Regions from separate parts of the Homo sapiens genome. Here region 1 is linked to region 2. Evidence: chromatin contacts called from ENCODE Hi-C or POLR2A ChIA-PET data. All regions are on one chromosome and are shown on one strand. Each heading gives the region's core, a stretch centred on a gene start or an enhancer-like site at or near the end of the contact. The rest is flanking DNA. Distances are from core to core; before and after follow the strand shown.

Region 1 (5,846 bases), core at 3,079-5,578, 37 kb before region 2:
CCTGTAATTCCAGTGAGTTGGGAGACTGCAACAGGAGAATCACTTGAACCTGGGAGGCAAAGGTTGCAGTGAGCGGGGATCGCGCCATTGCACTCCAGCCTGGGTGACACACGGAGACTCTGTCTCAAAAATAAATAAATAAATAAAAAGAAAAAAAAGAAACATATTAAAAAAAAAGAGACATCAATTAGATGTCATGAGTGGATCTTTATTAAATCGTAATTCAAACATACTGTATAAAGATGTAGATATCTTTGAGATGATAGAGAACTAAACACAGTACAGTGTATGTTTTAGATGATATTAAGGAAGTATTGATCATCTTGGCTGGCACCGTGGCTCACACCTGTAATCCCACCACCTTAGGAGGCCAAGGTGGGAGGATCACTTGAGACCTGGATTTGGAGACCAGTCTAGGCAACAAAGTAAGATCCCATCCCTATTTTTTAAAATTTAAAAATTAAAACATTTTTTAAAAAGATAATCTCATTAAATGTGGTAACATTGCCATTAAAAAGTACATATCTGGGCTGGGCGCGGTGGCTCACGCCTGTAATCCTAGCACTTTGGGAGGCCGAGGTGGGCAGATCACTTGAGGTCAGGAGTTCAAGACAAGCCTGGCCAACATGGTGAAACTTTGTCTCTACTAAAAATACAAAAATTAGCCAGGTATGGTGGCACATGCCTGTAATCCTAGCTACTTGGGAGGCTGAGGCTGGAGAATCACTTGAACCCAGGAGGTAGAAGTTGCAGTGAGCTGAGATGGTGCCACTGCACTGAGTAATAGAGTCAGACTCTGTCTCAAAAAAAAATAATAAAAAGAAAAAAAGAAAAAGGTACATATCTTCAAGTATATATAGTGTACATGTATATAAAAACAAAGTAGACATACTGTAAGATATGAAGGCGGGACTTTGGCTGGCTTCCCCAGCACCTAGAGTAGCGCTTGATGCTCTACTGACTGAGCTATCCGGGCTCTCTAGAATAGTGCTTGATACATGGTAGGTGCTCAAATATCTGATGACTGACTGAATGAATGATTATAGGACTGCCAGACACATTCAGAATACAGGACACATTTGGTCACATTTGAAGTTCAGATAAAGGGCAAATAATTTTTTAGTATATGTCCCAAATATCATGAGACTAATATATAATAAATATTAGTATATGTCCCAAATAAAATATTATATGCTAAAAGACACTTATATTTGTTATTTATCTGAAATTCAAACATAACTGGCTGTCTTGCATTCTTGCTTGCTAACTCTGGCCACCCTAGGAGGGGAAGCTGTTGCTGAGACACACTGAGACCTGAGGTGCGTGCAAGCAGGCAAAGCGGGCCACCAAGCAGGGTGAGGTCAGAATTAGGTGCGGCAGACTTGGTGGGGAAAAGGCTGAGTCTAGCAAGAGACCAGACATGGAATTTCTCAGGAGAGGATTCATGAGGCTTTTGATTCAAGGCTTCCTTTTGGACAGAGTGGCTCAGGGCACTGCAGGCCAGATGTGCACCCTGGTCCTTCAGGAACTGTGTCCTTGGGTAGGAGGCTGTGCGCCCTCGTCAGACCAGTAACACTGTGCTGCTGAAGAAATTTCCATGTATGTTAAAAACATCCAGACCTTTTTAATATAACACGAGGGCTTTAAAATTGTGTGTGTGTGTGCGCGTGCATGCATGTTTGTGTGTGCGTGTGCATGTGTGTGTGTGTGGCGGGGGGAGTATTGTCACTGGAGAGAGGGCTTCTTTAAGAAACAAGCTTGCTAATGCTATTTCAGCAGCAACATCAGAAATCGGGGAAACCACTGAAGTCAAGACAGAGTACTTAGTCCTTCCATTTAGTAAAATGTGAGATTTTTGTTGTCTTACAGGCCAGAAAGGCTGTGACTTGGCCCAGTCGACAGGCAAAGCTAAGAATGAGAGAGGATGAGAGAGAGGAGAAAGAACAGTGCTCAGGAGCCAGCCCCAGAAGGAGGCTACCCTACAGCGGAGGGAGCGGGGGCCTCCGCCACAAGAGCCTGGAGAGCAGGGAGCAAAAGAGAACAAACGGAGACAAAGGATTAAGAGGGTTTTAATGTATTTAACAAATGTAGATGCCGGACCCAGTGGCTCACGCCTGTAATCCCAGCACTTTGGGAGGCCCAGGGAGCAGGATCGCTTAAGCCCAGGAGTTCAAGACCAGCCTTGGCTCCGTCTCTACAAAAAATGAAAAAAATTAGCTGGGCGTGGTGGTGTGCACCTGCAGTCCCAGCCACTTGGGAGGCTGAGGGGGGAGAATCGCTTGAGCCTGGGAGTTGGAGGCTGCAGTGAGCTATGATCGCGCCAGTGCACTCCAGCCTGGGTGGCAGAGGGAGACACTCTCTTAAGAAACAAAAATAAAGAAAAAAAAAAACCCACCCACACAAACACAGAGTTTTTGTTTCCTCTAATCCTTGTTATAAATTACTTGATTGTTCAGTGTATAGCTAAGTCTTACTTTCAAGCAGCAGCGATCGAGTATTATCACAGGTTAGATCCCTTCTGCTTTCAGCTCTTCCTACAGAAATTGTACTCTATACAAGAAGCCCAACTTTGGGGTTTATGGAAAGGTAAACCATAAGTTTTATGCTTATGTTGACAGAAGCCCTGGGTGGGGCCTCTGAATGCTGGTTCAGAACCTGGAGGGGAGATTTCCGTTCCTGGGTGAGACCTGTGAGGCTTATTCTAATTCAGGGCCGCAGAGGACACAACCCTGCTTCACTGCCCTATGTTTACCTTCCTGATCCTTACCTGTAACAAACCTGCACTCTCAGAAGCAAGGCTACAGAGGTTCTTTTCTTGGTCTCTTTCCCTCCCCGAGGTGGCCGGGGTCCTCCACGTCTGGCCCCAGCGTGTCCTCTGGGAACACTGGCTGCCTGGCCGGGTGTGCTGAGAGGCCGGCTGGGAAGGCCACACTGCAACGAACACCTACATTCCAGGTATTGGCAGACGCACTGTCGCACGGTTCTCGCTCTGCGGACTCACTTGTTGAGGTGAGATTTCACTTCCCTCCCGGTGGGTGGCAGCTAACGGATAAGCACACAGAGGAAACTGCAGCAAGCACCTCGTGTTTCCACACACAGAGGCGGCCACCACCCAGTGCCCCAGTTACGCTGGACACCTGGTTCGCTGTGCCTCTGCCTGTCCCAGCGGTGAGGGGTGTGGAGAATCCCTTGGTGGCTGTCCCAGCAGAAGAGCTGACTTCATGTGCTCAGGACACACAGTTGAGGCCTGAGTGGATCTCGTGGGCACTGACACTCATCCCCACGGAGCCTCCCACAGCACATCCTAAGCTCAGCTTGGTTCTGTTGTCCGGAGCCTCCCCTTCTGCCCCTCTCCTCTCCCCCTCACTTCAGACCTCTCAGGCTCTTCGTGCCTTCTGCCTGGACTGTTCTTTAATACTAAAGGTGAAATGAGGAATGAGAGAAAGTGCCTTAACTTCCCACAATAGAAGCTGAATGCTAGACAGAGCCTCAGGTCATATTCACCAAACAGAAGGTCCGAGGCTCTGATTGTGGAAAGAAGGGGACAGGGAGCTCAGGGAGGAGGGAGCTTTCTAGAGGGGAGAGAGGAGAGAGAAGGGTCTTCCATTTACCTGTGCCTTAGACTCAAGGAATTCTCTGGGGGTCTAGACCTCCTGCGGATGAGTGCCCAAGTTCCCACGAGGTACTCAGGACTCTGATCTCAAACCAGGAATTCCCATGCTGGCTTCAGTCCCTGAATCCTCGTGGTCTCCAGCTTGGGCAGTGGTGTCCCTGGCCACGGAATGGCTGTCATGTCATTGCATACCTCCCCAGATACATAAGCAGAGAAGACTGAGTAACGTCACATACCTCAACCAGTAATGTGTTCTTAACTGAATGTCCCAAACCCTTTGTAGCAAAAGAGAAATGAAAGAGAAACCTAAATAACCTTTCTTCGTCTTTCCTGGAAACCCCGCTAAACTAGATTCTCAATGTCATTTTGTGTCCTGAGACTTACATGATAAGAACTTTGTAATAAACCCAGTAAAGAGCTCCCTGAATTAGACTGCCTCATTTGGCAAACAGCTAAAGACCAGGCTGTGTCCTCCTGCAAAGGCTGAGGATGAAGACTGGTGCCTCCTGGTGTTACCTGGTCTGGAAGCTGTCTGTGATTTCTTCTGCTTCAGGTCAGGTGGCAGTAAGGATATTTCTATACCTGAGTCTCTCTCCACGAAACTTAAGAGGAAACTTTCAACAGGTCTTCTTGGCTTGTCGTTTGGAAAGACTCAGGTAGTTTAGAGCCCCAGGCTCTAAACTTTCTTCAGGTTTAGGACTCAGCCTGAAAAGAGGCTTAAAGAAGGAGAACCACTTCCTTATTACGCCCTGCCCCTGGCTTTTTAATTGAAGGAGGGGCTGATCTTTGCCCGTGTAATTTGACTCTAAAAGGAATTCTATATCCATTACCTAGCACTCTTCCTGCCCTTTGGGATAACTAGGTGGGTGTTCTGATACTTCTTTACTATCCTTATCAGTTGTTAGTTAAACAAATGTTTACTGACCGCCTAACATGGTACAGGTACTGTACACATATTTAATCTTTTTTTTTTTTTTGAGACAGAGTTTCACTCTGTTGCCCAGGCTGGAGTGCAGTGGTGCGATCTTGGCGCACTGCAACCTCCGCCTCCTGGGTTCAAGCGATTCTCATATCTCAGCCTCCTGAGTTTCTGGGATTACAGGCTTGCACCAGCACGCCTGGCTAATTTTTGTATTTTTAGTAGAGACAGGGGTTTCACCATGTTGGTCTCGAACTCCTGGCCTCAGGTGGTCTGCCCTCCTCGGCCTCCCAAAGTGCTGGGATTACAGGCGTAAGCCACTGCGCCCGGCCAACATATTTAATCTTAACAACATTGAGAGGCAGGCGTTACGATTCCCATTGCACAGATGAGGAAACTGAGGCTCAGAGAGGTGAAGTATCTTGCTACGGATCCCTATCAGTTGAGCTGAGATCCAAATCGTGCTCTTTCTGGCTTTACACTCTATCATGTCACCTCTCCTATGTGACTCAAAGATTGTGTTCAAGTGGAACCACTGGAAAAGTGTTCAAAAAGGAATCTAAGCACAGCCATAGTAAAAACCACAAAAACCCACTGAAAGGCCAAATGTCATAACTTTAGAGATGGAATTCCCTATTATATGAAATAGGAAACAGTTACATCTGATTTTATGCTCTTTCCAGAGTCTTAAGTGAAATAGATATATATGGCCATGCTTGAGATCATAAACCCTGGACCGCTGGTCAAACTGTGACGATGAAGGAAGTGTGAATAGTGAAAGGGGAATTAATGCTATTTTCGTAAAAGTGGGGAAGAATGGGTCATTTAAATATTAGGCAAACAGATCCACAAGAGACAAACAGATGGTAGTTATGGGAAAGTTAGATATTTAGTAACTCGAGGTGAATTTTCACCAGCAAACTAATATTTTTTGCACCAGTGAGGTCAATGTAGAGGGTATTAAAGAAATACTAAGAATGATTTTTCTCTTTTTATAAAAACTTGCCACCTTTTTTTTTTTTTTTTTGAGACGGAGTCTTGCTCTGTCGCCCAGGCTGGAGTGCAGTGGTGCGATCTTGGCTCACTGCAAGCTCCACCTCCTGGGTTCACGCCATTCTCCTGCCTCAGCCTCCCAAGTAGCTGGGACTACAGGCGCCCGCCACCAAGCCTGGATAATTTTTTTTTTTTTTTGTATTTTTAGTAGAGACGGGGTTTCACCGTGTTAGCCAGGATGGCCTCGATCTCCTGACCTCCCGATCTGCCCGCCTCCACCTCCCAAAGTGCTGGGATTACAGGCGTGAGCCACCGCGCCTG
Region 2 (5,299 bases), core at 2,652-5,151:
TTGCACTCCAGCCTGAGGGACAGAGCAAGACTCTGTCTCAGAGAAGAAAAAAAAGAAAAAAGAAAATAGGGCACTGGATTGTCTCATTCCTTCATTACAACCCTCCTTTCTCTTGTCTTCCTGCACTTTCATGGTGGGATACTAAAACTTCCTTTCTTAGACTTTCCTGTAATTAAATTTGCCTTTTGATACATTTCTGGTCAAGGAGTCATAAGTTTAAGTCTGTAGAAAATTTCTGGAAAGGCTTTATTCTTCTGATACAAATACAAACCTTTCTGCTTCCTTCTGCTGCTCATTTAGTTCTGCCTTGAATGTGGATGGGATGGATGGAGCTGCAGCAGCTATCTTGTAGCCATGGGTAAGAGACCAAGAGAGTTCCAGATATTTTTGCCCTGACATTCCTGAGCCTCTGAAATAACACTGGTCCAATGACTTCTTGACTTCTTGTGTGAAAACAAAAACAAAAACAAAAAAAACCCCTAATTTGTTTAAGCTACTGTTTAATTAGATATTTTTTTGATCCTAGTTGAATCATAATATACACAAGAAAGGTTAAGAAACCAGAGTTGTTTAATATTTAACTAGTAGAAGTTTCAGAAAGAGAAAACAGATGATGGGTAGAAGAAAATTATCAAAGGAATAAGAGAAGAAAATATTACAGAACTGAGCTTTCATGTCTTGAAATGACACATTACCCTGAATGTCTTAGTCTGTTCCTGCTGCTATAGCAAAACACCACAGACTGGGTAATTCATAAGCAGTTGAGATTTATTTCTCACAGTTCTGGAGGCTGGGAAGTCCCAGATCACAGTGTCAGCAGATTTGGTGTCTAGTGAAGGCCTGTCCCACAGATGGTATTTTCTTGCTTGCTTTTTTTTTGAGATAGAGTCTCGCTCTGTTGCCAGAGTGGAGTGCAGTGGTGCAATCTTGGCTCACTGCAACCTCCGCCTCCCGGGTTCAAGCGATTCTCCTGCCTCAGCCTCCTGAGTAGCTGGGACTACAGGAGCGCACTAGCATGCCCAGCTAATTTTTGCATTTTTAGTAGAGATGGGGTTTCACCATGTTGACCAGGATGGTCTCGATCTCCTGACCTAGTGATCCGCCCACCTCAGCCTCCCAAAGTGCTGGGATTACAGGCGTGAGCCACCACGCCTGGCCACAGATTGGTATTTTCTCTGGTGTTCTCACATGGTGGAAAAGGTGGAAGAGCAGAAGGGATAAATACTGCGCCCTCATGTGGCAGAAGAGATGGAAGGGCAATGGGCCTAGCTAGTTCCTTCCAGCCCTTTTATAAAGGCACTAAACCCATTCACATGAGGGTGGCGGCCTCATGACCTAATCACCTTCCAAATGCCCCACCTTCTAATACCATTGCTTTGGGGTTTAAGTTTCAACATACGAATTTTGGAGGACACATACGTTCAAATGGCACCAGGTCACTAAAAATCACCAGGAAGTAGAATGGAAGTACTTCACAGTTTGCTTTCAGATAAATGTCAGAAAATTGGCTTTACTACAATAAAATAATGTGTAGGGTAAAGAACTAACAGTGCATAGATATGCAAAAGGTTTATCAGTAACTACTGAACCCCAAATGCTATGTTTTAAGACAGTGGGGACTTGGAGAAACATAGTAGAATCCAGGATATTCATTCAACAAAATATGTTTAGTTTGGATTACTGGTTCATACCTGGAAATTACTATAATTTCTTTCTTTTTGTTTGTTTGTTTTTTTGGCCTGTTCTCTGTGAACCTAAAAGTTGCTGTGATTTTGTTAGGTTACTTTGAAAGATTATGTGCTCTGAAATTATACAGACCTGGTTCTGGTCTCAGCTGTAAGGTGCAGACAATTTCTTTAACTTCTCTGCAGCTCTTTCCCCATCTGCATGGGTATTTTAGAGATTATTGTCAGGACTAACTGTGATTCTGTATCTAAAACTTCTGCACTAATTATCAGAGAAATACATGTTAAAACCACAATGAGATATCACCTCATACCTGTTGGAATGCTGTTATCAAAAAGATGAAAGATAACAAATGCTAGCGAGGTTGTGGAGAGCAGGGAAGCCTTGTGCACTGCTGGTGGGAATGTAAATTAACACAGCCATTGCAGAAAACAGTATGGAGGTTCCTTAAAAAATTAAAAATAGTACTACCATATGATCTAGCAATCCCACTCCTGGGTATATATATCCAAAGGAAATAAAATTGGTATGTTGAAGAGGTATCTGTACTGCCATGTTCATTGCAGCACTATTCACAATAGCCAAGATTTGAAACCAACTAAGTGTTTAAGTGTTCATCAACGGATGGATGGATAAAGAAAATGGGGTTGGATAAAGAAAACACACCATGGAATACTATTCAGTCTTTTAAAAAGGAGGACATCCTGTTGCTTGTGACATAGATGAACCCAAAGGACATTGTGCTAAGTGAAATAAGTCAGGCACAGAAAGACAAATACTGCATGATCTCATATGTGGACTCTTAAAAAGTTGAACTCAAAGAAGTAGAGAGTAGAATAGGGGTTACCAGGGCTTTCAGGCTTGTTGGGGGGCAGTTGGGGAGATGGTCAAAGAACATAAAATTTCAGTTAGACAAGAGGAATATATGTTCAAGAGATCTATTGTACAACATTGCAACTATGATTAATAACATATATTTTTGAAAATCACTGAGAGATTTTAAGTCACCCCTAAAATGATAACTTTGTGAGCACATGCATATGTAATTAGCTTTATTTAACCATTCCACAATGTATACATATTCCAAAACATGTTGTCCATGACAAATATACATAATAAAATAAAAAAATCCTGGCACAGAGCTGGCATTTCTGAAGTGTTAATTCCTTGTAACGCCATTTCTCAAATCGAGATTCTACCTGCACGCACATACCACAGGCTTCCATCTTTGCTCTGTTTTAGTTCATGACAGCCAGAGTTGCCCTCAAGATTTTCTAGTTTTTTGGTTCCCAAACTGGGATTCCCCAGCTCTCAGGCCCTGAGAAAGTTGTAACTAGGGTCTGTGGGTTAGTTTCAACATGCTGAAATCCTAACAAAAATCATTCATGGGTGGGAGACCAGGTTAAGAAGGGATCAAGTGTCTTCGCCTTTGTCTGTGATATGGACTCACTGTGGTAACTCTGGTTGCATCATGATCATCAGAAGGCCTGCCTGACATTTATACGTCTGATCCCTCAAGACAGAAAGCTTATTAAGCTCCTATTTTAGAGATGCATTCTGGTGGGCAACATCTTTCAGAAACACTGAATTTATGGGAAAAAATAGTAAAGAAGTTAACGAGTCTGGGGCATTGAGATCCACAAAGCTTAAGTAACTTCCCAAGGTCACACAGCAAGTTGGTAGCAGTGCCAGGACCAGAACTGATTTCTGCTGACACCTCATAGCCTGCGTGTTCCACTCCTTGCCGTGCCGTCCAGACTACCTTCTTTTCCACCTGGGTCCTTCATGTCTATCAAATATCACCTTGGAAACAGGCTTTTAGTCAGGATGTTGTAGTGTCAAGGGCAACTGAAGTCTCCTCTACACTAGGACCCCAGGAATCTAAGGGAGAAGGTATTTCCGACCATTTATTATGATTTATAATTTCAGCCAGAAATTTTTCTTCTGCTTCCTTTCTCAATTAGGGAAATGTGTGCTTTAGAAGATTTTAAATGCTTGGTTACTTAAGAGAGAAAGAAAACTCTGTTGCTTGTTCATATTATTTGTGTTTTTTTCCATGCAAAGACAGGAGGTTTTCAGCCAAGGCAAATCAGAGTGGCTGACATTCCCACGGGAAAGTGGGCCGGGCGTGAGAACAGGATGTGTACCTGTCTGGAAGCTGGAGCCTTTGATGTACATCCACAAGAGCCCCAGAAGGAAGCTGTTTTGATAAGCTGTGGTCACCAGGTGGCGCTACACACACGCTGTCAAGTCCAACAGTTTTTCAGACCTGCAGGATTTTTCCAGATTTACCGAAGCAGGAAAAAACAGGAAAAACAAAACGGGTCCAGTACTTCAGCTCAGAATAGTTGAGTTGAAAAGAGGTGGAAAACCCCCCAGACAGCTTGCCCTCTTCAATCGTGTGGCAGAGCATCCACTTGGTGCCCTTCGGATTCTTTGAGTAAATGTGGAGCTGGCTGGCTCCTCAAGGGAGTGTGGAATCAGGACGTGGCTGGTTCCGGCTGCAAGAAAGTCCCGGTTATTCTGCGAGGGCGAAAGAGCTCCAGCGTTAGGGCTTCAGCAGAGGCGGTTGCTAAGGCGCACCAGTCCTTTACTTCGGACCAGTCTGACCTTAACGGGAAAGGCAATTTCCCTTTCTGTATGGGGAACTCATTTCCTTTGTTGCTTTCCTTATTTTCCTCCCAGGGTCTTTTAATTCCATCCTGATTGGGGCCTGAGAGGAGGGCATGGGTGAGGTGTGAACCAGCAGCGCCCTTTCTTCCTTCTCGCTCCGCCCCCAGGCAACACCCTCCAGCACCCAAGCCTACCCTCTTCCTCCAACGGAAAAATGCACACGGCATATCCGTGTCTGTCCACATGCCGGATTTCCCGGCCAGTTCTGATGTGAAATATCTTGAAAGTTTGCTAAGGGGCCACTTTATATTAAAAGAGGATTAAAAAATAAAGAAAATCCCATACCTCCAATCTGAAAGTCTTTTCTTGGTGCCATAAAAAAACTGAGCTATCAGCCCTCTGGTACCTTCGATTCCAGGCCAAAGGCCACTGCCTGGTGGTGACGGCCAACGTGGAGGCACCCAGGCCAGCTCCCACGGCATCTCTGCCGACAAGCAGTGACTCCAGCAGATTGTAGTAGCACCTACACAGCCAGAGCTACACCCAGGTGCTTGCTTTGCTGCAGTTTGGGAGGGATCAATGTTCCAGAGCAGCGGCTCACCAACCTTAGCATGGCTCAGTTGCTGGGCTCCACTCCCAGAGTTTTTGGGTGAATGCGTCCAGGGTGCGGCTGGGAAATTTGCATTTTTAAGAATTTCCCCCTGAGGCTGATGCTACAGTCTGGAGACCACACTTTGAGAACCACTATTTCAGAGTAAAATGCTGGTGGGAGGAAAGGAGCAGCAGGAAACAGCCGATGACTGTGGTGTGGCCGGTCTTTCTCCCAGGCGGGGTGGGGTGTGTGTGCCAGGATTGCAGGGTCACCAGGAGGGCCGGTTCTGTGGGGGCTGCTGAAAATCCTTATCCCTCCTTTCTAGACTAGTGGTTCTGAGACTTGGCAGCACATTGGAATCACTTTGGGAGCTTAAAAAAAGATACTGATGACTGGCTTCTAGCCCCA

What was found. A loop is a pair of places that touch in the nucleus more often than their neighbours do. ChIA-PET counts read pairs that join two places held with the same protein, here RNA polymerase II (POLR2A). Pooled maps may share reads with other maps.
Region 1: a loop to region 2 is called in a pooled map, with 6 times the contacts of the local background. The contact joins the promoter of BCL2L14 here to the enhancer-like site in region 2. A Hi-C loop is called at or near these places in 2 of 168 maps with a recorded cell type or tissue (HepG2 and K562) and 6 of 50 pooled maps. POLR2A ChIA-PET finds 5 or more read pairs at or near these places in 9 of 52 experiments (CD8-positive, alpha-beta T cell, H1, HEK293 and 5 more).

What each region holds. Positions count from the first base shown.
Region 1 is chr12:12,069,421-12,075,266 of GRCh38, reverse strand. BCL2L14 (BCL2 like 14) reads right to left here and starts at 4,328. Exons shown (of 6, transcript NM_138723.2): 1 at 4,130-4,328. RefSeq lists enhancers at 1,597-2,284, 4,032-4,121 and a silencer at 5,491-5,670.
Region 2 is chr12:12,032,138-12,037,436 of GRCh38, reverse strand. No RefSeq gene overlaps it. Among named protein-coding and RNA genes, the nearest start is that of BCL2L14, 36 kb to the left of the region's middle. RefSeq lists a silencer at 3,788-4,082 and enhancers at 4,534-4,633, 5,084-5,133. Within about 2 kb of position 3,901, at least 28 of the 41 ENCODE cell types and tissues checked have a DNase peak (open chromatin) inside an H3K27ac peak, as active enhancers do.